Regions from separate parts of the Homo sapiens genome. Here all the other regions are linked to region 1. Evidence: chromatin loops called from intact Hi-C (ENCODE). Cell type or tissue: PC-9. All regions are shown on one strand. Each heading gives the region's core, and the rest is flanking DNA. Links, peaks and the distances in the headings are about the cores only.

Region 1 (7,743 bases), core at 840-5,839:
TATTCTCCCATGTATTAAACTTTAAATCTCTCTAGATTACTTATAAAACCTAATACAATGTAAATGCTATTTACATAGTTGTTATACTGTAGTTGTTACATAAAAATGTAAATGTAAATTTCTATGTAACAATAAACTATGTAAATAGTTGTTACACTGCACTGTTTTTAAAATTTGTATTATTTTTACTTTTTTTAATTTTTATTTTTTTTTAATATTTCTGATCTGTGGTTGGTTGAATCCACGAATGAGGATATGGAGGGTGCAAGGTAGCAGATACGTGGAATGAACAAGTGTAGAGAGCTTGTGCCTGTAATCCCAGCACTTTGGGAGGCTGAGGAGGGAGGATCACTTGAGCCCCAGAGTTCAAGACCAACCTGGACAATGTCGTGAGACCCTGTCTCTCTCTATATTAAAAATAACAAAAATAAAAATTTAAAAATAAAAAAGAGCACTAATGTGCAACATGAGGACTATAGGGAATAAGTTGTACTGTATTTTGGGATTCATGCTAAATGAGCAGATTTTATTAGTGCAGTGCAAAAGTATTGCAGTTTTCGTCATTGAAAGTAATGGCAAAAATTGCAATTACTTTTGTGCCAGCTGAGATGATGAATATGTTCATTTGCTGCACTATAGTAACCTTTTTACTATCTAAATGTATTCATAACATCGCGTTATATACCTTAAGTATATACAATAACTTGTATTTTTTAAAAGAGAAAAACTCCACATAGCATGATTAGAGATTCTTCACAATTTATCTAAAACTTTTGACTACAATAGAACCATCAGAGATTCAAAGATATTTTTATTGCTACTCATCCTTTTAACTCTAATAGGTTTTATTTAAAATACTTTCCCCTCCTTTAACCCAAACAGAGGTATAGTACTGGAATGCTTTTCTTCCTTCCCCAGCTTAGAGGATAATCATAGCCAGCCGGAAGATTTAAACAAGATCCAGCACCTAAAATACAGTCCCTGGCACGAAGCTGGGCTCCCGTGTGGGTGCTGCCTTCTGTCCCCGGGTGTGCTTTAGGCCTCACCTCCATCCAGGCACCTGCCCAATCACCAGCACTATCCTTCAAGTGCCTGTCCATGTGGGAGTTTCTAGAACCCTCTGGGATACCCTTGGAGGCAGGACCCAACCACGGTCATCCCACCAAGACAGTACATAAAGGCTGAGACCAGAGCAGAGACCAAGCTCATCTCCTCTCCACTTTATACCCACTTCTCACCCCCACACTCCAGCCACTGTCCTGGTTTGGTGTCCCCATCTTTTCCCTGGGATCATAACATCAGCTCCCTCACTCCCTTAAACTCTCTCTGCACTGGGCCTGTCACTCATACAGATTGCATCATCCCTTCTGCAGACCTCGGTGCAGACAGAAAGAAGTCAGGACTCCTGAGTTCGGTCCTCTGTGATATGGGGCCCACAAGCCCTTGCAGTCTCATTGCCCACTAACCCCCCAACAACATCCCCTGTGCCATCACCTCTATACAACCTCACCTGCCTGCCTCCGGGAGACCAAGGTCTAGCCTTGGCTCTGCCTCCCTGTGTGACCTTAGGCAAGTTCTTTGCCTCTCTGGGCCTGTCTCCTCACCGGGCTACTGGGGCTTTATGCAAATGAGACAAGATGAGGTAGTGAGTGCCAGGTGCCAAGAGGCTCAAGAAATGTTAGCCTGCAATCCACGGCCTCCTCTTCCGCACATCCAACCCCTCCTACAGCAGCTGTTAGCAATCTACTTCCTCAACCTTAACAGCAGCAGGTTCTCTCTCTCCTAAGCTCTGGAATGCAGACGTGCTCACAGCCAGCACCAGCAGGCAGGGAGGGGAGCGGAGGGAGGACAGCTTAGAGGAAAATTACCCGGCTTTCACCCCAGCCAACACTGGTGCTCACAGCTATCTCAGAGAGAGGGGATCTGGGGGCCTGGCAAACCCTTCCTGAGCCGTGGGCTTGGCCCCAAGCTTTGACCCTTGTCTGAGCTGATGGGATGGCGGGGGGTTACTCTGGCCACCACTCCGCTGGGCCCCTCCCACTCTTTGGCATCCAAAGAGACAGGGAGGAGGAGGGAGAAAAAAAGAAAAAAAAGAAAAAAAAAACAGACTGCCTTTGTGAGGAGGAGGAACTTGGTTCCTGCTGTTGCTTGCTGGGGCCCCAGGCACCAACATAATGGAGGATCCCTGATGACAAAGGGTCCCACTGTGGCCAAGAGCCTGCCCAGTTGCCATAGCTCAAGTCTCAAATCCTAAGTACCATGTCTCTGCATCATAGAGTTTGTCATGCCCAGTGTCACATACCCTGTGACTGTGCCACGTAGCAGGCCCTGCGTTCCTCTTGCTTTGTCCTGTGTGTCTCCCTTTAGCGGCATCCCATGCCTCTTACCCCTGGGTCATGCTTCATGCACCATGTGATGTCTGTTTTGTGACAGACTCTATACCATGTACTATCTCTTGAATGCCGTGTCCATGATACCAGGTCCCACCCCTTAGAAGTATGTGCCATAAACCTTGTCCTGGATCTATGAATTGTGTTGTCCCTTGCTTGGTGATTCACATCAGGAAGGGGACAGGATGATGTTTAGGGAGGACAGGCTCTCAGATGGACTCCCAGCCCTATCAACTATCATCTATGTGAGCCTGTAAAAGTGACTTCCCGTCTCAGTGCCCGTTTCTTCAGTTATAAAATGAAACTGATACTCACATTCACCGAGGATTAAAGTAGGTAATGCATGTAAGATGCTTAATCTAAGAAGCTGGCACAGAGTGAGTGCTTTAAAATGTTTGCTAGGCCTGTGCCAACCGTACCTGGGCATCTGTGTTATGTCCTGTGCCCTGCGTACCAGCCTCCCACGTGCCCAGCTCCTCGGGTGCGTCAGACACTGTGCACATTAGTGAAATTCAAACAACCCCCTACAAGGAGGGTAGGATTATTCCCTCTCATACAGAGGAGTAATGGAAGGGCAATAATTTGCATGAGGTCACAGGGCCAGCTGGAATGAACACAGCTCTGGATCTTCGGAGAGACAGAAAGCAGGCCAGGTGAGGTGGCTCATGCCTATAATCCCAGCACTTTGGAAGGCTGAGGCGGGAGGAATCCATTGAGTTCAGGAGTTCAAGATCAGCCTGGGCATCACCACAAGTCCCCATCTCTACAAAAAATACAAAAATTAGCCAGGCATGATGGTGTGTGCCTGTGGTCCCACCTACTCGGGAGGCTGAGGTGGGAGGATCGCTTGAGCCCAGGAAGTTGAGGCTGCAGTGAGCAGAGATCACGCCACTGCACTCCAGCCTGGGTGACAAAAAATACAACAATAAAACAACAAAGAGACAGAAAGCAGATGCGTGGTCAGCTATGGGGTGTGCATAGAGATGGACGTAAGCAAGCATGAGGGATCCTTTTGGGGATGATGAAAATCTTCTCAACTGGATTGTGATGATGGTTGCATAACTCTGTAAATGTACTAAACATTATTGAATTGAGTGAATTATGTGTATGTAAATTATATGTAAATTTACTCCAATAAATCATGTAAATTATATTTCAATAAAGCTGTTTTTAAAAAAAAAAGAAAAAAAAAGCCCACACGCTTCCTGTGTACTATTCTGCCAAAGCATTCTGCAAGAGAAGGGCGCTCCCTGTGGGTCAGTGAAGTTCAATCAGAGGCCGAGCTGCTCTGAGGCCCAGCTGGGAGCCAGTTTGAGCCGAGCAGTTCCCTAACACCTCTGTGGACCAGGTGTGCAGCAGGATCACCCAAGGAGCTCAGGAAACAATAGATTCCCAGGCCCCACCCCTAGCCTCTGAGTCTGTAGGTCTAGGGTGGGGCCCGGGAACCTCTGATTCTGAGGCTCAGCCAGGACTGGGCCCACATCTTCCTTTCACATTTGGGGAAACTGAGGCTAGGCAGGAGAGGGGCCTGGTCAGACCTAGTTGATCAAACAGTGGGAGAGCCAGGGCTAGAATTAGAGCCCTTTCCTCTTCTCGTCTCTCCATTCCCTCCGCCTCCCTCCCACTCCTCCCCCTGTCCTCAGCCTCCCGGTGACTCAGGGCTGAGTCACCCAGAGGCCCCACAGAGGAAACTTCTTAGGAAAAACAATCGCCAAACAAAGCTTTCCCTGATCTGGGGAAGAGAATAGGCCCAGGGGGCCAAGAGAGGGAGGGGAGGGAGAACACAGGGTGGAGTCGGAGGCTCCAAGACTTGGAGTCTCAGCCACTCCCTTGTGTGGGGCCCTAGATAGGGACGTCCCCGGAATGAACGTCCCCATCTGCAAATAACACCTCCTATGCTCATAGAAGCCCATTGTGATGATAAGTACTTTATAAGCATTGTCTTGTTGAATCCTCCCCAAAACCCATGGCTGGCATTGTCTCCTTTTATAGACGGAGGAACAAAAGCTCAGAGAGGTTCAGCCCAAGGTTACACCATTAGGAATTCAGGGCTGTCTGACTCTGAAGTCCGAAGTCTGACTCTCACTTCTACACACCTTTAAAAAATACCTACTGTACACAGTGGCATGAAGATCAGCTCTCATCAGACAGGTAAGGAGAATGATGGCCACAGTGGCTGTTCAATCACAAATTGTCTCCTTTCTTTCTCTGACTTCCCGGCCCAGAGGGCACACAAACAGGAACACCAATAGTCATTCAAGCAGTTGTGGGCCCTGGGAGCACAAAGGAGGGAGCACCCATGGCCCAACAGAGCCACGGAGGAGGGGCATTGGGGCAGAGCCTTGGAGGATAAATGGAGTTTCCCTTTTGGGAAGGTGGGAACAACAGACGCAAAGGCTTGGGGGTGTGGCCTGCACAAGGAAGCGTAAACAGTTTGGAGAAGCATGGCTGGGGTTGAGACAGTGGATACCTCGGGGAGAAGGGGTCTGACTGCTACGGAGTCCTGGCCTGACCGGACACACTGAGGATTTTTAAGCAGGGAGAGAATAGAATTGGAACTGGTTTCATCTCTGCAGGGGGCCTGGCTGGTGTTGAACTAGGAGTCAGGAGCGGGACTTTCCCTCGGGTCTCCCTGGCGTCCCTCCTCTGAGCTGGCTTCGGGGACCACCCCAGATCCCGTGCTACTCACCCATGGGTCAGAATTGCCCCTGAGGGCTTCTTCCTCGGCCATCGCGAGGCTGGGGGGAGCTATGTGGGCCTCTCCTGACACAGGCCAACCTAATCATCTCAGCCTATAAATAGGACTCAGGATTAGTCTGGAAATAGCTGTGCCAAGCCAACTCCGCAGGCATCACAGGCACACACAGTTCCGGAAATGGTTCTTCTCCTCAACACAATTAAAACCCAACACTTCCTCAGGAAACTATTGTTCACACTCCACTTTGCTTCCTTAAGCACAAGGCCGTCAATTTTGGGGGGAAGAACCTGCCTGCCTACTGCTGATTAGTGGGGGTATGCTTTGTGGAGAGGAGGCCCTTTTCCTGCTTCTCCCTCTCTGAGGACCTGAAGGAGTCACTACCATTCTCTGGGCCCCAGTTTCCCCAAAGGTAAATTAGGGAGGTGGGACATGATGCCATTTTTAACTTACCAGGATTTCAAAAATTAGAATTGTAATAAACATGTGAGCAGGGAGAAATGAACAGGTTCAGGGCCTGCCACTGAGGAGCTGAGTGGCCTTGGATGAGCCACTGTTCCTCTCTGGGCCCCAGATTCCTCAGCTGTAAAATAAAGGTGCTGGGGGATGATGTCCAAGATTAATAATTTTTTTTTAATTTCATTTTTTTGTTTAGTATTTTTGAGAACCCAGCCACCTGGCCATGCTGTACCAGCCTTGTGCTGAGTGCTGGGGATAAAGGAACAAATAAAACCCAGTCCAGGCTTCTGTGTGCCCAGCCCTGTGCCGGGTCCCAGTGGGTAACAGCATGTCCAATCCCCTCAGTGTCCCACTAGAGGCTTCCTTTGGGGCTGCTGGGGACATCTTGTTTCTAGTTGAGAATTCAGATTTATGTCCAAAGACAAGAACTCCCTGAGGGGCAGATTACAACATGGACTGGGCCATTACAATCAACAAGGACACAAAGCTAACACAGCCATCGTTATACACCAGACATGTGCTAAGGACTTGATTTCCCCATTGTTTAATCATCACCAACTCCATTATCACCCCCATTTCACAGATGTGGAAACTGAGGCTGAGAAGAGTAAGGGACTTGTCCAAGGGCACAGAGCAAGTCAGGGCTACGGTGATGTTTCAGGCCCAGACCTGTTTGCCTCTGGAGCCCAGGGTTTAACACACCCCAGTGCTGCTGTGAAAGGGCTCTGGACAGCTCAGGCTGGCCGGCCAATTCGGGGATAACCGAACAGAGGTATGGAACAGAAAGGGGCGTTGAGGATGTTGCTGTGTGTGTGCGGTGGGGGGAGTGACAAGGCTTCAGCAATGGTACTCATTCTCTCCAACCAGCTCCCAGTGCTGCTGTCCTCTGATCCACCCTCCGCTCTGCCTGCCATGGACTAATTGTTCTGAAATCCCATGGATCAAGTCACTCCTCAGCTGAGGACCTGTCCATGGCTCCCTGGTACCCAGAGGATAGAAACCCAGCATTCAAAACCTCTCTAACCAGCTCCCCACCTCAACCCTCACACTCCTGCTCACTAGCCCCCAGGCGCAGTGGGCTCTTCCAGCGGCCAAGCCTGTGCCTACGGTGCCTTCTTGCCTGGAATGCCCAACTCCCCCTTCTCAGCCTTCTTTGACTCTCAAGTAAGGAAAAGCACTCTTTGTCTCCCTGAGCCCCTTGGCACTTATCACAGAGCACTCTGGGCGTTAACTTCCACTGTCTCCGTCTTGGATTAGAGTGGATCTCAGAGGGCCCGGTGGTGTCTGCTTCACCTCCCTCTCCACTGCAGCAGCTTAGCAAGGACTGGCCGGGTAAACTAAAAAATGCAAAGAGCTGAGAGAATCCTGGGAAAGTGCACATTTCCCAGGACTGCCCAATGACAAGCCCCGTACCAAGGCACAGCATCAGGATACCCTGATGTGGAAGAACCAAAAATTGCACCCTCATGGCTTATCAGGATGGTCCTTGTGTCTGTCCCTTTCAAGGGTTCTGATAATGAAATCTGGGCAAGTCACCCTCCTGCTTTAAAACTTCCAATGGTTCCCAGAGGTCTAGCATAAAATCCAAACTCAAGGGCCCACATAACCTAGGTGCTGCCTGGCCCCCAGGCCCTCCTCTTGCCACGCCCCCCTCCCTGGCCAGCCTCCCTCACTTCTTTCAGTTCCTCAAGGACTCCCCCTCACTAAAGCCTTACCCAGGTCGCCTCTCTGCCTAGGGGGCTCCTCCATTCCCTGCTCACTCAGCCACCTCCCTCTCCCTCTTCAGGTCTCACTTTTTAGGGGAGGCTTCCCTGATCTGTCCAGATAAGACCTCACCACTCCCACCCAATCCCAAACGCTCCCATAACCTGATCGTTTCCTTCACAGCAAGAATTAATCTTCAGTGTAAATAATGATCTACTGAAGACCTATGAGGAATGGGAAAGTCTTGTTTTTTGCTGATTCTTCAACACCCAGCTCAGAGCCTAAATATCTCTCAAATGAATGAATATATGAATGAATGAATGAATGAATGAATGAATGAATGAACCTATATACATAAATCAAGACAAGAAGGTGGGCAGAATCCTAGGGAACACTGAGGCAGGAAAAGCAGGGCCCTGGGCCAGGCGTCATGGCTCACACCTGTAATCCCAGCACTTTGGGAGGCCAAGGCAGGCAGATCACTTGAGGTCAGGA
Region 2 (7,743 bases), core at 2,072-7,071, 53 kb after region 1:
ATCTATGTGGACAGACAGCTACACAAGAGAGAGATTTACCCACCTATCAATGTGCTGCCTGAACTATCACTGTTCATGAAGTCTGCTATTGGAGAAGGGATGACCAGGAAGAATCATGCAGATGTATGTAACCAGCTGTAGGCAAGCTATTGGGAAGGATGTACAAGCCATGATTGCTGTAGTTGGAGAAGAAGCCCTTAGCTCAGATGATCTTCTTGACTTGGAATTTCTGCAGAAGTTTGAGAGGAACTTTATTTTTCAGGGTCCTCATGAAAATCACACTGTCTATGAGACTTTGGATACTGGTTGGCAACTGTTCCTAATCTTCCCCAAAGATATGCTGAAGAGCACCTGTACTGGTCAGGTTCTCCAGAGGGAGAGAATTAATAGGATAGATATCTACATAAAGGGGAATTTATTAAGGAGTATTGATTCACACGCTCACAAAGTATAGTCCCACAATAAGCCGTCTGCAAGCTGAGGAGCAAGGAAGCCAGTCCAAGTCCCAAAACCTCAAAAGTAAGGAAGCTGACAGTGAAGCTTTTAGTCTGTGGTCGAAGGACCAAGAGTCCCAAAGCTGAAGAACCTGGAGTCTGATGTTGAAGGCCAGGAAGCATCCAGAATGGGAGAAAAATGCAGGCTGGAAGACTAAGCCAGTCTAGTCCTTCTACATTCCTCTGCCTGCTTTTATCCCAGCCACATTGGCAGCTGATTAGATTGTGCCCACCCAGATTGAGGGTGGGTCTCCCCTCCCAGTCCAACTCAAATGTTAACATCCTTTGGCAACAACCTCACAGACACACCCAGGAACAATACTTTGCATCCTTCGATCCAATCAAGTTGACACTAAGTATTAACCATCACAGCAGCAAAGTAAATTTTACCCTTGAGACTCTGCAAAGCACTGGCTGCTGTTTCATCACTGCTTAATATACTTGTGAAATGCTGGTTCTGTTTTCTTTATTCCTTTAGCACTCCCCTAGCCTCATCTTTGTGTTGGAGTTTACCGTGTTAACCTATAATTAAAAACAAAGAATACGTAACATATTGTTCCAGTGTTGAATGCTTTAAACTGCTAACAGACTTCAAACTATTCCCTATTCAGAAAACCTGGGTCTTCAGTGCTTTGCTAAAAGTAGCTGCAGGGATGCAGGTGACGTTTTCTTATTGATGTTTGCATTGTACACAGTGATATAGTTAGTTACCTAATAATGTCCTCATTATCTGGGTCTCTTGGACTTTACCTCTCAACCTCCTCAAGAGTATCAGCCTCTGAGTTATAATGCTTTGGTCTCTAAATTAAAGGGGCAAGATCAGGTCTAAAAGATGACTCCTTTCAAAAGAGCCAAGATGCTCTTTCTTGAGCATTTTCTTTTGGGTTGTTGATGTGCCTGTGGTTCTGTGCTGCTGCTCTAAGCAAATAGTTTCTTTGGTTGCTTGGTTGGTTGGTTTTGTTTGTTTGTTTGTTTTTGAGGCAGAGTCTTGCTCTGTCGCTCAGGCTGGAGTACCGTGGTGTGAGCACAGCTGCTCCCAGGCTCAAGCAATCCTCCTACTTCAGTCTCCCAAGTAGCTGGGACTACAGGCATGTGCTACTCACATGCAGTTAATTTTTTAATTCTTTTTGTAGAGACAGGGTCTCACTATGTTGCCTAAGCTGGTCTTGAACCCCTGGGCTCAAGTGATCCTCCCTCCTCGGCCTCCCAAAGTGTTGTGATTACAGGCATGAGACATCACCCCTAGCCTAGCAGATGATTTTGACTGCCTACTTGCTCTTTCTTATACAATAAATAGATGAGCAAAAGAAATTTCCTTTTCCTGTTTATTACATATGCATTGAGATTCCTGTGTCTTACAGCTCTCCCTCTCTGAGCAACACACAAAATCCTGCAACTTTTGCACAGCTGATATTTATCTGATAGCAGTGAAAAGCCTTGTCTTTGGTGACCTTTACTGAGTTTCCATGCAGAAGAATCACATGACTAAAATCATTAATAGAGTGGTTGCTTGGGGTACAACAAAAGAAGAAAGAAAAACCTATAGCCATTCTACATTCTGACATGTGAACAGTGGTTTAAGTTTCTAAAGTGTTTACCAGATGCTGAAGGCAAGGTGAGAAGCAAAGGCTCTCATGTTTGTGGATATTTTAATCTCTGTTAGGAAGCAGCCTTTGGAAAATCCCTGATTTGGTTCTGCTTTCGGACCTACCTCTGCCTTTTCAGGGTAATGTTGTGGCACAGGTGGTGGCACTTAGAAGTTTTGGAGTTTTATTCCTGCTCCTTCCTGATGCAAGCCCTGAGCTGTCTTCTATGCAGTTGTGCCTTATTGACTGTTTGGTCTCTCTGTTCTTTGTTACTCAGGTGCAATAGCAACTTCCCTACTCCATGCATTCTACCTTTCAAATTGTGTAAATTTCTTTTCTTTTTTTCTCTTAGGGTGTAGGGTACGGGGGAAGTCAGTATAATTTTAATGTAGAAAATGTGATATTTGGATATAAATGAAAATACATGTTGGCCGGGCATGGTGGCTCATGCCTGTAATCCAGGCACTTTGGGAGGCTGAGGCGGGCAGATCACGAGGTCAGGAGTTCGAGACCAGCCAACGTGGTGAAACCCTGTCTCTATTAAAAATACAAAAATTTGCCGGCCGTGGTAGCGTGTATCAGTAGTCCCAGCTACTTGGGAGGCTGAGGCAGGAGAATTGCTTGAACCCAGAAGGTGGAGGCTGCAGTAAGCCGAGATCGCACCACTGCACTCCAGCCTAGGCAACACAGCAAGACTCTGTCTTGGGGAAAAAACAAACAAACAAACAACAATAACAACAACATGTTAAATAATGGAAAAAGAAAAAAAAGAGAGAATTAGAGTGAGGCAGCCACAAACCAAGAAACACCTGTGGCTGCCAGGTGCTAGGAGTGCGGTCTGGAGAACAGCTCCTTCCATTGCCTCTTCAGAGGGAATGTGGTCCTGTGGACACCTTGATTTCAGATTTCAGGCATCCAGAGTGTGAGACAATACATTTCTGTTGTTTTAAGCCACCCAGTTCATGATACTTTGTTATGGCAGTCCTAGAAAACTCATTCAGACCCTCAAGGAAATAAGAGCTATTTGGAATATGTGGCCGAGACTGCTAGGTGTTCACCAAAAGGCTTTCCATTCTACTTTTTTGCCTAAGTATAATAGGAGCCAGGCACATGGCTGTCCCCCTAGACTGTCTTTGCCAGCCTTGCTTGTGTTTAGGGTGGCCAGGTGCCTGAATTCTCACCAGGGGAATGAAGTGGGAGTCACGTGTCATTTCCGGGCCTGGGTTCTAAGATAACCAGCAAGCTTTCTCCACTGTCTTCTTTCCCACCAGCCAGAACCCAGCTGCACCGATGCAGAAGAGAACACTGCCCTGGGGAAGAATGAGCGACAAAGAACCAAAGCTGCCCTTCTGCTCTGGGCCACTCACCTCAAGGGGAAATAGGCTACTCTAGTTTGCCTTTTTATTACAGGAGCTTAGCTTTTCCTCCAAGTGATCCATGATTCTTGAGCTGGACAGGGAGAGAGGCACTGAGAATCCTAATTGTCTTCCAGAATAGGAACGACCAGCCCTTGGAAGACAGTGGCTAAGCACATAATCTCTTTGGGTAATCTGGGACTTTGGACAAGCTGAAGCTAAAATTCTCAGCCACCTAAAAGGGAGATGAAAGATGTGGAAACCAGTAGGGTGGCTGCTTCTGAAAGCATCAGGTATCTTGATTTAGGATAAGGACAAGCTCACGTCTTGAGATGTTTGCCACAAGGCACAAAGTGAAACTCACGACTTTTCTCTGGCCAGATGGAAACTGTTCACTGGGGCCATGGGTGCGAGATTGCTAAAGCCAAACTCGGATTCGGGGAGTTGCTGAATTTCAGTGACAGCCAACGGCATGACTTTGCCAGGTTTCCTTTAGGAAAGGATGGTGATATCTGGGGCTTGCGAGAGAACTTGGAGAATTCCTACCCACTAACCATCTTGGTCTGCAGCCTTTCCTCTGCGCCTCCCTCTCATGGAGAAGGAAGGAAGCTAACACTCTTCCTTCTGCCCCACACCTCCCTGTTTCTCAGCTGGGAACTAACTCCATCTGGAACAGCCAAATTGTTCTCATGGCAATGTCCTACATTTATTTATTTAACTATTTAATTTATTTGTTTAGAGACGGGGTCTCACACTGTTGCTCAGTCTAGTGTATGGTGATGCAATCATAGCTCACTGCAGACTTTAACTCCTGGGCTTAAGCGATCTTCCAGCCTTGGCCTCCCAAAGTGCTCGGATTACAGGTATGAGGCACCATGCCCAACCCTACATTTATTTTTTATCTGGATTTGCTTTCCCTGCCCTTCGTGCCTCCACCAGCACCACAGCCTGAGGGCTTATAGAAGCTTTTACCTAGTCATCGTATGTCACACGATGCTCCCTCTTATCAAGGAATTCACTTCATGGCAAAAGTGGCAGTGACTTAAGGCCTGTGGGATTCACTCTTCACCTAACAGACCCCACCCATGACCCAGGAGCAGCTGGCTCCTATAGCACAGTAGAATGGCCTTGTGGAGGCTCACAGTGCCCATGGGGAGATAACTGCTTGCTCCCCTCCGGAAGGGATCGGTGCTGTGAGTCAGCATCCCATATGTGATGCCATTTCCTGTGTCTCTCTATTACTTTTCAAGATGTAGCAGTGAGGCAGGCACTGCAAAGTGTCTCCCAATAGCCTTTCTTACTAGAAGTAGTAGAATTTAGAGCTGGGTGCATGGCCACCCAAAATCAAGATACCATTTTCCAGTCTCCCTTGCAGCTAGGCACGGCCGTGAGATACATATTAACCAATGGAATACAAGAAGAAGCCACATGTGGTGGCTTTAAATAACCTTCTACAGGAGAAAGCACCCTTTGTGTTTGCATCCCTTCCTCTGTCCTATTGCCTGAAGTGTCATCTTGACCCACGAGGCTTAGGTCATGCATTGCATAAAAAAAGCATAAAGAACCAGGGTCCCTGACATCTTAGAGCACTATTCCAGTCTGGATCACTTACCCAGACTTTTGTGAGAGAAAGAAACTTTCGATTTGTTCAAGGCATTATTGTCTGGGGTTTTCTGTTGCTCAGTGAAGGCAAACTGAATTCCAATCGAAACAATTGCTTCAGGAACGAAGGGGTGGAATTGCTCAAGGTGACACCTAACATCTGCTCTCCAAATGTTAGACTTCCTGTCCTGAGACTCTAGGCCTTGCTAGCTATAGGTTTTAGGGTCTCTTTTGGCTATCTGTTGCTGTACAACAAACCACTCCAAAACTTTGTGGCTTTAAATAGTAAAATATTGTTATCTCTCATGGTTCTATGAGTTGGCTGGGCTCAGCTCAGTGGTTCTTGCTTGGAGTCTCTTACGAGGTTGCAGCCAGTTGCTAGGTGGGGTTGGAACCATCTGAAGGTTTAACTGGACTGGACATCAAAGATGGCATCTTTATTTGACCTCCTGTGCCTCAGTGGTCTTATTCTGTGTGCCTGGCAGAATAGCCTGGATATTTATTTATTTATTTATTTATTTAGATGGAGTCTCGCTCTGTCACCCAGGCTAGAGTGCAGTGGCGTGATCTCAGCTCACTGCAACCTCCACCTCCTGGGTTCAAGAGATTCTCCTGCCTCAGCCTCCTGAATAGCTGGGATTACAGGTGCATGCTACCACGCCCGACTAATTTTTTGTATTTTTAGTAGAGACGGGGTTTCACCATGTTAATCAGGCTGGTCTTGAACTCCTGACCTTGTGATCCACCTGCCTCAGTCTCCCTAAGTATTGGGATTACAGGCATGAGCCACCGCGCCTGGCTTGCCTGGACTTCTTATGTGGCAGCTCTGGGCTCCAAGAGGGAGGAAGAGGAGGTTGTTAGTCTTATTAAAGGCCTACCTCAGAGCTGACAGAGAGCATCACTTCTACCACATATTGTTGGTTAAGCAGTCTCAGGCCAACCCAGTATTCAAGGGCTGAGGAAACACATTTCACCTCTCAACAGAGAAGTGATAGGGAATTTGTAGCCGTCTTTAATCCACCACAAAGCCCAAGGGATGAAAACTTCTATCAGGGGACTCAACAATGGTTCCTCTGAATTGTAAGCTGAGAGTGCCATCGAGCCACTTTGTCTCCTCAGCCACAAAGCAAACATCAAGGAAAGCGGAGGTTCTTGAAAGGAAGTACCCATGAGTCTCTACTTCTATGATCCATGGAGTTTTGGTTTCCGGCCTGCCTGAGACCTAACTGTTGCCTTTCCTTTGGCAGAGTTCTTCCAATCAATTTCACAAACACAAATACTTTTTATTTTCTTGGCTCAGGATAGCAAGATTGAATAAGCTCCATAGATCTGCTGTACAATATTACATCTATAGTCGATGATACCATATCGTACACTTGAAAATTTGTTAAATGGGTAGTCCTCATGTTACGTGTTCTAATCACAATAAAATATATTTTTTAAAAAGGTTGCAAAATTGGAGTCTGCCCCTTAACTGATACGTTCATCCCTATCATGCATACACACATGGCTTTTTACTTATGTAACTCTGCCAAGAGTGCCTGAGGCTGTGAAAAAGGGATAACTGACTAACCAGCCCCACCAGATAAATCAGAAGCCTGGCTTTAATCTATACAGACTAATAATTTTTGCAATCATAGTGAGGGCCCTAAGGTGTCAAGAAGATTTTCAATCACATTTCCTAGATTTCCTCATTACATAAATGTTTCCTAAGATCCCACCAGATGCCACACCCTGTGCTCAGCACTGGACAGTCATGAAGCAGGTCCAGTCCCTGACCTCAAGGAAAACCAGTCTACATTGTACCACATTATAACAAGTTAGGTTTGGGATTATCAAATCTTCTGGTCTCTCCCATCACTTCCTCCCATATTAATCTGGAATAGCTGCAAATGCTTTTATATACATATATATATTTGAGACAGAGTCTCGCTCTGTCACCCAGGCTGGAGTGCAGTGGCATAATCTCAGTTCACTTCAACCTCCGCCTCCTGGGTTCAGGCAATTCTCCTGCCTCAGATTCCCAAGTAGCTGGATTTACAGGCACCCGCCACCATGACTGGCTAATTTTTATATTTTTAGTAGACACGGGGTTTCACCATGTAGGCCAGGCTGGTCTCAAACTCCTGAGACCGCTTTGGCACCCCAAAGTGCTGGGATTACAGGTGTGAGCTACTGCACCTGGCCTGCTTTTATATTTTTAAGATTAAAATTTTTTCCCATCTTTCCCTTCTCTCTCTCTTTTTCATGATTCCCCATCTTTAAAACAATAGAAGCCTGCCTGCTACATCACCACGAGAGCTCATACTGTAGGACTCTGTGGTCACTCTGTTGAAAATTTGCAGCACTTTCTCTTCCCTCTTCCCAGCTCTCAGTTGAATTGGCTGGAGTTCTGATACCCACTGACATTACTGTTATTTTGTTTTTTGTTTTTTCTTCTTCTTCTTCAAAATCATGTCTGAAGTTAATTACAGCTTCAAAGGGCTTTTCTGGTCAGTTTCTTCAGTTGAGGCAGTTGGTTCTGGGCTGGCTCGGTCTCCGCTACCTTCACCCAGTTCTTATTTGAAGTGTAGAGTCCTTGGTAGATAATATTAACCTAAGGCTTTCACGAGTTATCAAAGATAGAGAAGAAGGAAATCCTTTACAAGGATAGAAAAGAAGAAAAAGAAATCCAAAGTCACCTGCTTTCCTCCCAATGACATTTTC
Region 3 (7,743 bases), core at 1,125-6,124, 62 kb after region 1:
ACTCAAAGGATTTCTACACATTGAATCAAAAAGGATTTCTACACATTGAATTTATACAGTCCATGAGTGTATAAAAAAAGAATCCATGAGTATATAGTGATATTCTAACCAAAAAGAAAAAGTGTAGATGAAATTAGAAAAACACTATTTTGCAACCATGATAGAAATAATTGATTCAGGTAAAATTATCAGTGAATGCTAAAACACTGGGTGAGAAGTTGTTGGATCCACATAGTCTCAAAGTGTCTCCCCAGAAATTACTTATTAATTACAAAGATAAATAGGTAACTTTACAATGAAGATTTCTGATAACCACCACTTTAACCAACTGATAAAACTTAGCATCCCCAGTAATGAGACAAGCTGACAACATGTGTGACACCCTGGAAAGACACAGAATCACCTGAATAGCATTTTGGCCCAAAAATGTATAACTTAATCTTATAATGACAAACCTAAATTGTGGAACATTTATAAAACAACTGGCTTGGATTTCTCAAAATTTCATTATGAGGCCGGGCGTGGTGGCTCAGTCTGTAATCCCAGCACTTTGGGAAGCTGAGGCGGGTGGATCACCTGAGGTCAGAAGTTTGAGACCAGCCTGGCCAACATGGCGAAACCCCAACTCTACTAAAAATACAAAATTAGCCGGGTGTGGTGGCGCATGCCTGCAGTCCCAGCTGCTCAGGAGGCTGAGGCAGGAGAATCACTTGAACCCAGGAGGTGGAGGTTGCAGTGAGCTGAGACTGCGCCACTGTACTCCAGCCTGGGCGACAGCGCAAGACTGTCTCAAAAATAATAATAATAATAAAATTTTTAATTTCATTATGAAAGACTGAAGACAAAGTAGGGGGAGGGAACTGTTCCAGGTTAATGGAGACTTGAGAGTTATGAGAATTATGTGCTCTCTATACTACTGGACGAAAATTAAAAAGCTATAAAGGATATATCAGGCCAACAGGAGAATGCAAACATGGTCTGCTCTTAGACACTACTTTTGTGTCTTATGTTTATTGATCGTGACAATGGCATCATGATTATGTAGAAAGCGGCCTTCCTCTTAGGAGATATTTGCTAAAGATATTAGAAGCGAAGAGTCTTAATATCAGCAACTTTCAAATGGTTCAGGAAGAGAGAGAGAAACAGAGCGAGCATGTGTGTATGTGTGCATGTGTGTCTGTGTGTACATACATGCACACAGAGATTTAAAAACTGTGGCAAAATTACTGAATCTAGATGAAGGATGTGTGTGTACTGTTCTTTCAACTTGTCTGTTTATCTGAATTTTTTTAAAATAAAGGGCTAAGGGCCGGGCACAGTGGCTCTTGCCTGTAATCCCAGCACTTTGGGAGACTGAGGCAGGCAGATCACTTGAGTCCAGGAGTTTGAGACCAGCCTGGGCAAAATGGTGAAACCCCATCTCTACAAAAATTATCCGGGTATGGTGGCACACACCTGTAGTCCCAGCTACCTGGGAGGCTGAGGTGGGAGGATCTCTTGAGCTTGGGAGGCAGAGGTTGCAGTGAGCCAAGATCACACCACTGCACTCCAGTCTGGGTAACAAAGCAAGACCCTATCTCAAAAAAAAAAAAAAAAAAAAAAAAAAATATATATATATATATATATATGTTAATCAATGAGATTCTATACTTAATGTGTCTATGTGTCTAGCACACAGTAGATGCTCAACAAAACATAGAACTGGGGGGTAACAGTTATCCAAGATCAAATAAGTAAATATTTGCAAAGTATCGTTTATGATTCATTCAACAAATGTGCTCTCTGCAGCACCTCGGGTGTGCAGGGTCTGTGCTAGGAGCTGGGGACAGAAGGAGGAGGAAGGCATGCTTCCTAAGATAATGGAGGTAGACATTTGAGTAGGTAATTACAACACAGGATAAATATCAGAGATGGGAAAGTGAGCCTTGGCAAAGGAGAGTGAGTGACTGCACCACCGTTAAGATCAAGAACTTGCGGCTGGGTGTCCACTTCCTGGTTGCAGTGGTGCAGCAGCCAGCAGGCTGCACTTGAAATTCTGGGTGCACTAACTAGCCCCCATATGGACCAGGTCACCCCAGAAGTAGTGCATTCCTGGCCCCGGGATGTCCAGGCTGAAGCTGGGATGAATCCATGTGGGGTGCTGGAGCCAGAATTCCTAAGCTGGGAGTGCTGAGCCTGAGTGGCAACTGCCCTGCCCAGGCTCCAGCCACACTGGCCTTTGCTTGGTATCCCCAGGTATTAAATATAGAAAAAAAACCCAAAAAACCGAAGTGTGTATCTATTCTCATGTACCGCTCAACACAACAGTCTGACACCAATGTGAGGGTGTATTTCCCCTCACACCAAGCAGTTCTCCAGGGGACATCTGCTAGGTGTCCTCTTACTGAATTCAATTCTAATACTATCTATCTAAAGATTGTGTTGGATTCCACAGGTGAAGGGCTCAGTCCCACAAGACTGTTTCCCACTTCAGATACACATTGCAAGTAGTAGGTTATCATCTACACTTCTGACCAATGAGCTATAAATCGAGGCTCCCACTACCACCTACTTGGGTCCAATTAATTTGCTAGTGAGGCTCACAGAACTCAGGGAAACACGTTTACCAGTGTCTTCTCTCTCTCTCTTTTTTTTTTTTTAGATGGAGTCTCGCTCTGTTGCCTAGGCTGGAGGGCAGTGGCGCCACCTCGGCTCACTGCAACCTCCGCCTCCTGGGTTCAAGCAATCCTCCTGTTTCAGCCTCCTTAGTAGCTGGGATTACAGGCACGCACCACCACGCCTAGCTAATTTTTGTATTTTTAGTAGAGTCGGGGTTTCACCATGTTGGCCAGGCTGGTCTCAAACTCCTGACCTCAGATGATCCGCCCACCTCGGCCTCCCAAAGTGCTAGGATTACGAGTGTGAGCCACCATGCCAAGCCTTCAGTGTCTTAATAAAAGTTAAAATAATGGATACAGATGAACAGCCAGATGAGAAGACACATGGGACAACGTCTGGAGAGGTGCTGATTGCAGGAGCTTCTGTCCCCATAGAGTTGGGGTGCACCACCTCCTGGCACTCAGATGTGTTGGCCAACCCAGAAGCTCACTGAACCTCATACTTCAGGGATATTTATAGAGCCTTCATCACGTAGGCATGATCGATTATTAACTGCATTTCAGCCCTTCTCCCTCTTTAGAGAATGGAGGTGGGGCTGAAAGCGCCAAGCTTCTAACAGTGGCTTGGCCTTTCTGGTGACCAGCCCCCATCCGGGAGCCCAATAAGAGTTGCCTTATTGAAACAAAGATACCCCTATTACCTAGGAAATTCCAAGGAATTAGGAGTTCTGTGTCAGGAGCTGGGGTCAAAGACCAAATATTAGAATAAAAGATGCTCCTAGTTCACCTATGTCTCAGGAAATTGTAAGAATTTTAGGAGCTCTGTGCCAGGGACTCGGGCAGAGACCAATACTTATATTTCTTATTATTTCACCCCAGGTAACCCTGTGCCATCTTGTTCAGACCTTACCAGGTCTTCTCTCAGCCTGGATGGCTCCAACAAACACAAATTCCCCCATCCATCAGTTCCCTTTCTCTGAGGACCTTTCTGAACACCTCCCTGCCACCTCATCCCCTATGACTCAGTCAAGAGGCTCCTGATACAATCTGGGTTGCTTTTCCTCATAGCTTTCCTTCAATTCTAAATAATTTGTTTTTGTAAAATTATCTGTCCCGTGTCTGATGTCCTAGTGAGACTGTAAACTCCAGGAAGGAGAAAGTGCCTCTCCCATGCTAATGCTGGTCTCTGCAGCACCTGCGCAGTATCCAGCATGCATACTTGCCCAACCAATATTGATGGAGGAATGACTTGAAGAGCCTGGGTGAGCTCCCAGAGAAGGCAATGGGAGGGGGAGCACACATTTTTTGATTGTCTAATAAGTGCCAGGCTCTGCCGGGCGCAGTGGCTCACGCCTGTAATCCCAGCACTTTGGGAGACCGAGGTGGGGGGAATCACAAGGTCAGGAGTTCGAGACCAGCCTGGCCAATACGGTGAAACCCCGTCTCTACTAAAAATACAAAACTTAGCCAGGCATGGTGGCAGGTGCTGGTAGTCCCAGCTACTTGGGAGGCTAAGGCAGGAGAATCACTTGAACCCGGGAGTTGGAGGTTGCAGTGAGCCAAGATTGTGCCACCACACTCCAGCCTGGGCAGCAGAGTGAGACTCTGTCTCCAAAAAAAGAAGAAAAAATACCTGTGAGGCTGTGTGCTGGGCAGTCTACGCTAATCATCTTATTCATTCCTCAAAAACATTCGGAGATGCAGGTCTCAATAGACCCATTTTACAAGCAAGGAGATAAGAGTTCGAGATGGTGTACATCTCATCAAAGGAAAGGCAAATGCTGCAGAGCCCGGATTCTAATCTGGGTGTGGCTAGTTTGAAAACCTGAGTTCTTTTCCACTTTGGAGGAAAAGTGATTAACGGACAACTCCCCCTTCACACCTGTATCCATGTCCGATGCTTTTTCCAGACAGATTTTGGCTGCAGAGCTGGAAATCACAAAGATCATAATGACAGCTCTAACAGCCGTGCCTAGGCTGATGAAAAATGCCTTTGAACAGCCCGGGCTCACAGGCATTATCTTTGCTAATCCTATAATTGGCCTGACAAGTGGTGAAAGCATAAATGATTTCGGATATGTGCTTTTGTGTTTAAAAGACTGGGATCTGGGGTGAATTCTCCTTTTGTCTTTCAAGTCCATTTGTAGTTACTTTTTACAAAAAAATTTGTTTTTGTTTTGTCATGTAGACATTTTAAAGCATTTTGTAGTCCAATTTGTTAAAACTTTCATTTATGATTTGTTTTATAAATTATAGAAGAAACTACAGAACTAACTTACTCATTTTTCTTGTAGTCTATTTATTTATTTTACATTTGGCTGGGCATGGTAGCTCATGCCTGTAATCCCAGCACTTTGGGAGGCCGAGGTGGGAGGATCACTTGAACCCAGGAGTTCGAGAATAGCCTAGGCAACATAGGGAGATCCCGTCTCAACAAATAATTTTAAAAATTATCCAGCGTAGTGGCATGCGTCTGTGGTCCCAGCTACTCTGGAGGCTCAGATAGGAGGATCACCTGAGCCCAGGAGAATAAGGCTGCAGTGAGCCATGATTGTGCTGCTGCACTCCAGCTTAAGTGACAGAGTGAGACCCTGTCTCAATAAATTTATTTATTTATTTATTTATTATTTTAAGTGTTTGGCCCATTAGTGATACATACAAATTCAGTTTTCTTTTCTTTTTTTTTTTTTTTTCAGGTAGCCTAGCTAATCATATCTCTATTGATTGACCAACTGAAGGACGAGTTTACTACTGATGGGTCCCCAGTCATTCCCACTGGTATTCAGACTAAAAGCAACATTGGTGGCAGGAAAGTCCACAGGAAAGGCTCTATTTCAGGAAGAAGCCAGAAACCCTGGAGAGAATCCTAGTTCTGCCCCTAACCTGCAGGATGGCCTTAGATGGATCTCTTTTTGTACCTTACTTTGAGTTTATAGCTCTACCACTAGGGAGAGAGGAAGAGGAACAAAGTAATCTCTGGCACTGATAATTATCTTTGCATAACCCTTGAATTCTTGTGATAAAAATAAATGTATAGACCGGGCGCGGTGGCTCACGCCTGTAATCCCAGCACTTTGGGAGGCCGAGGCAGGCAGATCACAAGGTCAAGAGATCGAGACCATCCTGGCTAACACAGTAAAACCCCGTCTCTACTAAAAATTTTTTAAAAAATTAGCCGGGCGTGGTGACGGGCGCCTGTAGTCCCAGCTACTCGGGAGGCTGAGGCAGGAGAATGGCGTGAACATGGGAGGCGGAGGTTGCAGTGAGCCAAGATCGCACCACTGCACTCCAGCCTGGGCGACAAAGCAAGACTCCGTCTCTAAAAAATAAATAAATAAATAAATGTATATTCAAATAACACCGATATACCTTTTTTTTAACCTATCAGACTGGCAAATACTGAAAAGATTGATATTACTTATTATTGGCAAAGATGTAGGGAAATTCTCTTAAAAAACAAAAACAAAAAAATCTCAGGCTGGGCACGGTTGGTCATGCTTGTAATTCCAGCACTTTGGGAGGCCGAGGCGGGTGGATTACTTGAGCCCAAGAGTTTAAGACCAGCCTCAGCAACATGGCAAAACTCCGTCTCTACTAAAAATACAAAATTTAGCCGGCGTGGTGGCACACGCCTGTAATCCCAGCTACTCGGGAGGCTGAGGCACGAGAATCGCTTGAACCCAGAAGGCAGGGTTTGCAGCGAGCTGAGATTGTGCCACCGCACTCCAGCCTAGACAACAGAGTGAGACTCTGTCTCAAAATAATAATAATAATAATATACTTATAAAGTACGTTATAAGTAAAATAATACTTATAAAAAGTGACATAATACTTATATAAAGTACTTAAAACAGTGCCTGACACTCCCGGAGTAAGCATTCCCCAAATATTAGCTAGCTATTGTAACCATGATATATACTTTGGTGACAAATTGTGAACGTTTATCAGGTGTCCTTTTAATGGCATACTCTGTGTTGTCTAGATCCTTTGGGGGTTACCTGATTCTATAGGGGTCTTTCCCTGTCTCTGACTAGGCTATTTCACAAGTCTATGAGTTCTAGAAAAGTAATAGTAATGTTACAGTAGGTAGTTAGTCAGACATGAGCAGGGCAGGAGAGGGACCCCTCTCACTCGGAATGTTAGGTGATCATCAGGTGGTTATTATACTATCTCTCTAAAATGAGAATTGGTCAAAGCCAGGGCTAGGGAAAGGCAGTTTCCCAATAGAAAACACCTGAAACCGGTGATTAGTAGCTTCCTGACAAGATCTCAGGAATTGGGCAAGTGGGCTCAAGCATGCGCACTCAGAGGCAAAATGGCGGAGTGTAACGGCTATATGTCCCTCCTGTAGGAACGCCGGACTGGTAAGGGAAAAAAATGCCTCAAGTGAGCATGTGCACAACTTCAGTAAACACACTGCACATGCGCCCCTCTCAAGTGCTGGCAGACCACTGTGCATGCAGACAACGCACCCAAAGGGAAGAATCAGGGGAACAGTAACGCAACCCTGCCAGCATGCCAATGTGTAAGACCCCCCCCCAAGTCCAAGGTCAAACCACACACTGGACTCTCTCACGTTACCCACTTGGCTCTCTTCCAAGTGTAGCTTTTTACTTCCTTTGGTTCCTGCTCTAGAAAATTTTAATAAACTTTTACTCCTGCTCTAAAATTTGCCTCAGTCTCTTACTCTGCCTTAAACACCTCAGAAAAATTCTTTCTCCTGAGGAGGCAGGAATTGAGGTTGATGCAGATCCATATGGATTCACCACTGCTAACATACGTTGGTGCTGTGAGACTCAGATACGCCCCCTAGAGGTAATTGTAATGCAAATTATCCTTGCCCATGGAAATGCAAATTTTGTCCCATAAATGTACAATAAATAAATGTACAGAGACAATTCCAAACATCGCATTTTATTACCCTAAAAATAATAACCAATTTTTCATCTATCAAATTTATTTCTGCATTCTTGATTGCCTATATATACTTGTCTGTTAATCAGATTCTCCTTTGAACTGGCTTTAATATATTATTTCATTAATAATCGAGTAAAATAAAATCTTTGACAAGCACTCATTTTATATTTCTTTAAGAGTCATGATTTTACCTTTTAAAAATTATAACTATTTCTAGTATGATCCTATC
Region 4 (7,743 bases), core at 1,819-6,818, 190 kb before region 1:
GGAGTTTTTCCTGAAGGATTTAAGTTGTTAATGCAGGAGCAGGGGGCAAGTCTTGGGGCTCAGGGTGAAGTTATGGATGGAGGCAGAGCCCTCTCAGAATTGTGTAGCATCTTTCATTTATCTTACTTTGGTTCTCTGGGAAAAACCCTTGCAGTGATTTCCAGACCAGGCAGCATGGAAAAGCTGGCTGGATTCAGCCTTTAGATTTCCCAAAGGGGATTCGAGAGAAAGCACTGTAAGATATACTTCAGAGAACAGGTCGTTCCATTTGAGATGGCTGGAGCGACAGTGGGCCATGTATTCAGTCTGAGACCTGTCTCTTATTTTCTTGTGTCTGTTTACTCTGACCCTTATAATGAAAAACAAAACTGGAGACAACCTTCCATGCACTTCCCCTGCTTCCCCGTGAATTGTATCGTGGAAGCATTTCCTTGTAAGACCCACCAGCTCACTGAGGTTTTAGGATAATAAGGCACTCTTCCTCCTTACACCCAGCACCATCCCTATGCCAAGGGCTGGGCCTGGGAGGCAGGCATTTTAAATCTGGCACCAAGACTTCTGGGCATGCCCAGTGATCTCTGGCAAGCTATGCCCCTTTGCTAAAGCTCAGTTTCCTCAGCTAAAAAAGCCACACTAAGGCCACCGCACTGACCATTGTGAGGAATAAACAAGATGCTGTGAGTGAGGACACCCCACAACACGCACACAGAAGGTGCCTGGAAATGCTAGGAGAGTTGAGCTGATGCTCACCAGCTGGTCCAAGGAAGAGCTGGCCCCACAGCAATTAACCCATGCAGAAGACTTCATGTTTTCTAGAGCAACAGAGTGGTTAAAAGAGAGGGCACTAGAGCCTGGCTCCCTGGATTTGAACCCCAACTCCACCACCTTATGCTATGTGACACTAGGCAAGTTACTTCACCTTTCTGAGCCTCTGTTTTCATATCTGTGAAATGGGGATAATAATAGAGTAACTTCACTGGGTTGTCATGGGGCTTAACTAAGAGACTCCTGAAAAGGGGTTTAGCCCAGGGTCTGGCCTGGCCTGGCTTGACTGGGGAAAATACAGGTGTTGCAGGGTTTGAAGCTGATTCCATTTGGGGAGCCCTCTTTAAGAAGAAGAATGGGCTGGCCGTGGTGGTTCATGCCTGTAAATCCCAGCACTTTGGGAGGCTGAGGCGAGCAGATCACGAGGTCAGGAAATCGAGACCATCATGGCCAACATGGTGAAACCCCGTCTCTACTAAAAATTAAAAAAAAAATTAGCTGGGCGTGGTGGCGGGTGCCTGTAGTCCCAGCTACTCGGGTGGCTGAGGCAGGAGAATGGCATGAACCTGGGAGGCGGAGCTTGCAGTGAGCTGGGATTGTGCCACTGCACTCCAGCCTGGGTGACAGAGCAAGACTCCGTCTCAAAAAAAAAAAAAAAAAAAAGCAAGGTTGCAAATGCAATGTTAGGTATGAAAGTAAGTATCTGGAATATGAGAAGTGATATCACAACAAATAACAAAGACTGACAAACATTCCAAATATAACAAAATCCAGAAAACAACGACATAAGAAAATGATGTAAAACTAATACAAAAATGATTAGTATTACTTAACTGTCTGATACACCTGTCATGTTTGGGCTACATACTCTTTGACTGCCACATTATCTGACAACAGTTTTCTAGAATCATTTCCAATAAAAGAGAAAAGACAGATAAATCAGTTTTGCCTGTGGCATGGTTAATCAATGGGTGCTTTTTATTACTGAGAGTTTAGAGCAATTTATTTTAGCTTCCCAATTTGTTATTGGCGATGCCACTTCTCTAAGTCATTTGACAGTTTCTCAGGTGGCTCCAGCCAGATCATGAGAAAACTCAGCCCTGGATCCTTGCTAGGCACAGTGAGGCAGACGAACCTGGGTGGAGCACGAGGTGGCTGTGAGACCTGGATCATAGTGACCCCTGAGCAGGGAGCAGAGAGAGTAGTGTGTAGTTCATCTCCTTCTTCTTGAGGCCAAAGGAGGAGGGGCCCAGGTGCTCAACAAGGTCCACCTGGGACCGGTTGTTTCTGGGACCTAGGTGGGTGTGCAGGTAATGGGTCAGCACCCCAGCTCAGCCTGCAGCCCCTGGACAGGCACTGAGGCTAGAGAGTGACTCTCCCAGGCAAGGCAACACTCTACCTCTGGGAAGCATTTGGGGCTTTCTCATGCTCACCCTAATGGGAAATCAGGCCCAGTCTTGCAAAGGGGCTTGTGCACATGAGGACCCTGACACCTAAGCGTCATTAGCTCCTGGTAAGTCAGCCTCTGCATTCAGCGCATATTGGTTGGTGGTTCCTATGCATGATCTGAGCCAAAAGGCTGAGAAGTGATAGTTGATGAATCCTATCATTTGATCATCACACCAAGGGGCCCGTGTAGGTCACTGCAGCAGGGTGAGCTCTATGTGGCTAAAAGAACTGCCCTCAAAAAATGAGGTTTACATCCCTGAGGCTGATTTCTCATGCACATCCTGGGTTCATCAGAGAAGAACTGGGGATTACTGGGGAATCTTAGCTCCAAAGGACTTGTTTCTGGGCCAAGGAGTCTGAGGCCAGAGAAACTCGTGACGCCAGTTTAGAAAGCTGGCACTGTGTTGGTGCTGGGGCTGACCTGCAGGACTATGACAAGGCTGGGGACAGGGTGAGGCAGGGGTGGAGCAAGGAGGTGGGGTGGGGTGCAAATGGAGGTGCAGCTGGTCTGGTCAGAGCCGTGTTCCTGGGATAGAGCAGGGCATGGAGCTGACTTTATCACAACATGCAGTTGGCGTGTGGACTCGCTCCTGACTGTTCTGAGAGATGCTGCCCATCAAGATTCCCCTCTCAGATGAACTCACAGCCCTGCTTTCACACCAAGCTCTGAGCCATGCATTTCTGAATTTCTCCCATTAAAAAGCATCATCATTATTATAGGTACTGTGTGGGGGGCATTAACAGACCATGGGCACAGTATGCTTTCAAGAACCCTTTGAGGAGGGTGTTAGAATCTCCATTTTGTATATGTAAATAGAGGCTCAGAGTGTTAAAGTAAGTGGCCTAAGGTGTACATCTAGGACTCTGCTGATTTAAGAGTCTTTGCTCTTAGCCTAATTTTTACCTGGAATGCTGGAGCTGAACACTCTCCTTTATAATCAAGGATCTGGAGGACTTAAGACTAGAGTCTTGTCCAAGGTCAGTAATACCCAGTTAATTACTGCACCCTTCCCCATTCCCTTACCTGTTTTCCTTCTCTTTGTTCACTGTCACTACCTGACATTATATATCCTGTTGAGTCTCTTGACTCCCATTGGAACAGAAGCTCTATGATAATCTTGTTCAGTAAAGCATCTCCAGTTCCAAAAACCATCTGGAGCACAGTAGCCTAGTCCATGTTTGTTAATGAATCCATGGCAGAGCAGAACTGGAGTGCCTCAGAACTCTCCTTACTCATTTGTTCACCCCAAACACTTGTGTTACAGGAAGGGGGTCTGGATCCAGACCCCAAGAGAGGGTTCTTGGATTTCACTCAAGAAAGAATTGAGGGTGAATCTGTAAAGTGAAAGCAAGTTTATTAGGAGAGTAGAGGAATAAAAGAATGGCTGCTCCATAGGCAGAGCAGCCCTGAGGACTGCTGGTTGCCCATTTTTATGGTTATTTCTTGATGACATGCTAAACAAGGGGTGGATTATTCATGGCTCCCCTTTTTAGACCATATAGGGTAACTTCCTGACATTGCCATGGTATTTGTAAACTGTCATGGTGCTGGTGGGAGTGTAGCAGTGAGGAGGACCAGAGGTCACTCTCATCGCCATCTTGGTTTGGTGGGTTTCAGCCGGCTTCTTTACCGCAAACTGTTTTACCAGCAAGGTCTTTATGACATGTATCTTGTGCTGGTTTCCGGTTTCATCCTGTGACTTAGAATGCCTTAACCATCTGGGAATGCAGCCCAGTGGGTCTCAGCCTTATTTTACCCAGCTCCCATTCAAGATGGAGTTGCTGTGGTTCAAACGGCTCTGACACTTGGGATGCTCCTACTGGGAGCCAGGGCCTGTGCCAGTCTGGACCCATCACAATAGCCTGAAAGTGATTAAGGCTCAAGCGGAGGACGGGTGGGCTCTAGGGGCCTGATGTAGGAATCTCAGGCTGGGAGGAGAATTCTTTAGCCTGCGGAGAAGGCTTGGTTTCTCCTGCCACCACTTTCACCCTGCCGGATTCCTGCTCTCTGAGATAATGGCTTTTCCATGGCATCTGAGTGCATGGCATTCAGCTGAGAGGTTCACCTTTTCCCCTGGCACGAGATGGAGAAGATAGGATCTGCTAGAATTCCTTTCAGAGTGGAATTCTGTTTGGAACGAATTACCTTGACTTCGCCCTGTTGGGGTGGAACTGTGAGATTCTCAGAGGGTGTGTGTGTTGTTCTGTGTGAGAAGGATTGGAGGTGGGTGGTAGGGAAGAATTCACTTATAGGCCATATGGAAAAGTCTGTCTGACACTACAAGGAAACAGAAGCGGAAAAGGAGGAGGGTGAGGGTAGAGTGAGGAAGGTGGAGAAATGACAGGCTGTACAATGTGACCCTGCCTTGCAAAATGCCTCTATATTTTTAGCATAATCTGCACACGTTCCAGGAATGGGGGTGAGAGTGCTTGCATTTGGGAAGCAGTGCAGGCGCTGAGTTCTGGTTAACTGAGTTCTACAAATGGTCTGGGGCCATAGGATGGATTCAGAGAGAAAGTATAAGAGTATTAAGGCAGAGGGTCTGAGAGATGGCAGGAGGGCTCTGGACCATTGCAGGCTGTGCAACTGGGGCTGGCCAAGTTCACCCAGTCCTCTGAGGGGTGGGACCCAGGGGACATCAGGGTTCCACTCTCCCACTTAAGACAGGGTGTTAATACTTGGAAGGTCCTAATTCTGTGCTCCACCCCTTGAAAGGAGAATTTTAGAACTTTCTTTTCTTTTCTTTCTTTCTTTCCTTTCTTTTCTTTCTTTCCTTGTTTCTTTCTTTCTTTCTTTTCTCTCTCTCTCTCTCTCCCTCCCTCCCTCCCTCTCTCTCTCTCTCTCTCCTTCTCTCTTTCTCTCTTTCTTTCTTGCAGGATCTCACTCTGTCGCCCAGGCTGCAGTGCAGTGGCTTGATCACGGCTCACTGCAGCCTGGACCTTCCCAAGCTCTAGTGATCCTCCTACCTCAGCTTCCCCAATAGCTGGGACTACAGGTATGCACCATCACACCCAGCTACTTTTTGTAGAGAGGGGGTTTCCCCATGTTGCCCAGGCTGGTCTCGAACTCCTGGGCTCAAGCAATCTGCCCATCTTGGCCTCCCAAAGTGCTGGGATTACAAGCATGAGCTACTGTGCCTGGCCCAAACCCATGTTTCTTACTGGTGGGTAGGACAGTGAACCACCAGTCTTCAGAATTACACAGTTGAAAATTCAGAGAGACAAACACACAAGGGAAGAACTTTTAGACCACAATGGCTGCCAAATGCCTCATTTTTTTGTCCAGAGAGAAAAATAAAAATGTTTTAAAAGACCCATTGGCCACCCTGCCAACCTTTCCTCCCTGGAGGCTTGGATTCCAGATTCCAGGAAGCATGTCACCGCCTATTTGTAGTGCTTTGCTGAAGGATGCAAAATTGGCTCGTTCGGACGGCTTCCAATTCTAAGTCTTTTTTTTTTTTTTTTTTTGAGATGGAGTCTTGCTCTGTCACCTAGGCCGGAGTGCAGTGGCATGATCTTTGCTCACTGCAGCCTCTGCCTCCCGGGTTCAAGTGATTCTCCTGCCTCAGCCTCCCAAGTAGCCGGTATTACAGGCATGTGCCGCAACACCCAGCTAATTTTTGTATTTTTAGTAGAGAAGGGGTTTTGCCATGTTGGCCAGGCTGGTCTCGAACTCCTGACCTCAAGTGATCCGCCCACCTCAGCCTCCCAAAGTGCTGAGATTACAGGTTTGCACCCGGTCATCCAATTGTAAGTCTTAAACAAGAGTAACGATTGACCACAGCAAAAAAGCAGGCAGATTCAAGCCATAGATAAGCTCCAGAAAGAAGTGGGCTTCAAGAGTTGCTTCTGATGCTAATTTTTGGAATAAAAAAAAATCATAAACATCTCTGTATTTGGAGCGGGGATTTGGAGGTATGTCTGATTCGGGCTATCCCTGATGTAAGCGCCAATGTTTCCAACCGTGAGAGTTTTCACCTTTCTCTGCCTAACGTTCCTTACAATTTGCATTTGATCCTCAGCAGGTGGGGTTGGCAAGGCTTGGGACACACAGCCAGCCTCTCTGTTGCCTCCTCGGCACACATAGGGGGTTGTAGCAGCGCCTGAGGCTTGATCAAAGAGAATCAAAGTCACATCCCACTTCTGAGGCATCCTTAATCAGGCTATGACACAGAACAGATGGGTAAACCTTTAGAGTCCTTCATTTGCATTTATTTGCACTTCATTGTATAACATGTTCTTATTCCAAATCCCTCCTTTCTTTCCTTCAAATCTGTTTTGAGCACTTGCTAAATACCAGGCACTGTGCTATCTCATTGCATCCTCCCAACAGCCTGTTTTATGGCTATCAGTAATAAGAACTAGTGGACTTTTTTTTTTCTTCTGCATTTATACGATGCCAGGCACAGTGCTAAATATTTTATGGGCAACATTATCTCTTGTAATCATCACTATTAATTTAATGTGATCCAGTAGAGGTCCACAATCCCTTATCTGAAACCCTGGGGCCAGATGTGTTGGAATTCAGAATTTTTTGGACATGGATTATGTATCATATATAACATTCCTGGTGCAGCAGCACCACATAATAAAATACATCAATATTTATGCATAGAAATGTTTAAACAGCCTCACTCAGTGGGATAAAGATTATAAATGGCCTCATGTCAGTTAGGGCCTTGATGCCAATTGAATTACAAAAAGGTGTTGGGTTTTCAGAGCTTTCTGGAGTTGTTGATGAGGGCCACTGCTCAGGGTTACCCAGCTTCATTTGTCAAAGTTGAGACTCACATCCCCACATCACTCCAAAGCCTGTGGCTACCACCATCCCCACTTCTCTGGAAGTGAGGACATCGGCACAGAGAGGTGGCCACAGCCTTAGGTTTTTGCACCCGAAACTAAGACTTTTCCAGCACTCAATGCTGGTGCTTCGGATGCAGACTCTAGTGACTTTTCTCAGCAGTGGGGGATGAGTTGCCTGCAGCCATCTGCCTTTTCTGACTTTGCCACGGGTCTGGGGCTGTATGTGCTGGCTCATATGGTACTTAGAGGGAAGAGGCCTGAGACTATCTTTACCCAGCAAACTCGTCATCTCAGGGTCTGTGGAATACTGCCCATCACAGTTGTGTGGAAAGCTGGAAGTTGGGTTATAACATTGAATTCAGCCCAGCTTTTTTGTTTCCAAACAGAGCTCACTTTCTGAAGATCCCACTCTTTCTCTTCTTTAACTGGATTTCATAATAAAGGGTTTGTAAGATATGAGATCTGAGTCTGGAATCATCTAAGAAATCTCTTTGAAAAGAATTGGAAAATGACCTGTGTCCAGAGAACAAATTTAAGTATCATTCTTATTTGATTTCATTCACTCAGCAAACATTAATGGAGTGCCTCGTGTACTCTATGTGAGGCACTGGGGATTCAGGGTTGAATAAAACACACCTCCTGCACTCAGGAAGCTCACAGACTAACTGATACCGGAGGCAGAGCCACCTCCAAAAACAACATGTACAGCAACGTGAATAGACAGGG

Evidence for each region. A loop is a pair of places that touch in the nucleus more often than their neighbours do. Peaks named below come from ENCODE experiments on the same cell type or tissue, not always from the same donor. Only the 100,000 strongest peaks of a DNase experiment are listed, where the experiment ranks them.
Region 2: it touches region 1 in a loop (4-fold over the local background); 11 of 110 quality-filtered maps call a loop at or near these places.
Region 3: it touches region 1 in a loop (5-fold over the local background); 32 of 110 quality-filtered maps call a loop at or near these places.
Region 4: a loop joins it to region 1, with 2.4 times the contacts of the local background. A loop is called at or near these places in 2 of 110 quality-filtered maps.

Annotation. Positions count from the first base shown.
Region 1 is chr9:121,283,522-121,291,264 of GRCh38, reverse strand. The region is part of intron 2 of GSN (gelsolin); the gene reads right to left. It overlaps GSN-AS1 (GSN antisense RNA 1), which reads left to right and starts at 5,735. Exons shown (of 1, transcript NR_103560.1): 1 at 5,735-7,743. RefSeq lists a silencer at 3,560-3,854 and enhancers at 3,994-5,193, 6,008-6,508. In PC-9, for the core only: CTCF peaks have their summits at 3,476 and 3,675; DNase peaks (open chromatin) are centred at 1,784, 3,714 and 4,104; H3K4me3 peaks cover 956 bases; H3K27ac peaks cover 3,777 bases.
Region 2 is chr9:121,231,279-121,239,021 of GRCh38, reverse strand. It overlaps a transcript of GSN not described here and the pseudogene LOC645482. Among named protein-coding and RNA genes, the nearest start is that of GSN, 33 kb to the left of the region's middle. In PC-9, for the core only: no CTCF peak of the experiment used is centred there; a DNase peak (open chromatin) is centred at 4,441; H3K27ac peaks cover 3,570 bases.
Region 3 is chr9:121,222,289-121,230,031 of GRCh38, reverse strand. It overlaps a transcript of GSN not described here. Among named protein-coding and RNA genes, the nearest start is that of RAB14, 24 kb to the right of the region's middle. In PC-9, for the core only: no CTCF peak of the experiment used is centred there; a DNase peak (open chromatin) is centred at 3,701; H3K27ac peaks cover 1,084 bases.
Region 4 is chr9:121,471,259-121,479,001 of GRCh38, reverse strand. The region is part of intron 1 of GGTA1 (glycoprotein alpha-galactosyltransferase 1 (inactive)); the gene reads left to right. Among named protein-coding and RNA genes, the nearest start is that of GGTA1, 25 kb to the left of the region's middle. RefSeq lists an enhancer at 6,117-6,679. In PC-9, for the core only: no CTCF peak of the experiment used is centred there; no DNase peak of the experiment used is centred there; H3K27me3 peaks cover 4,154 bases.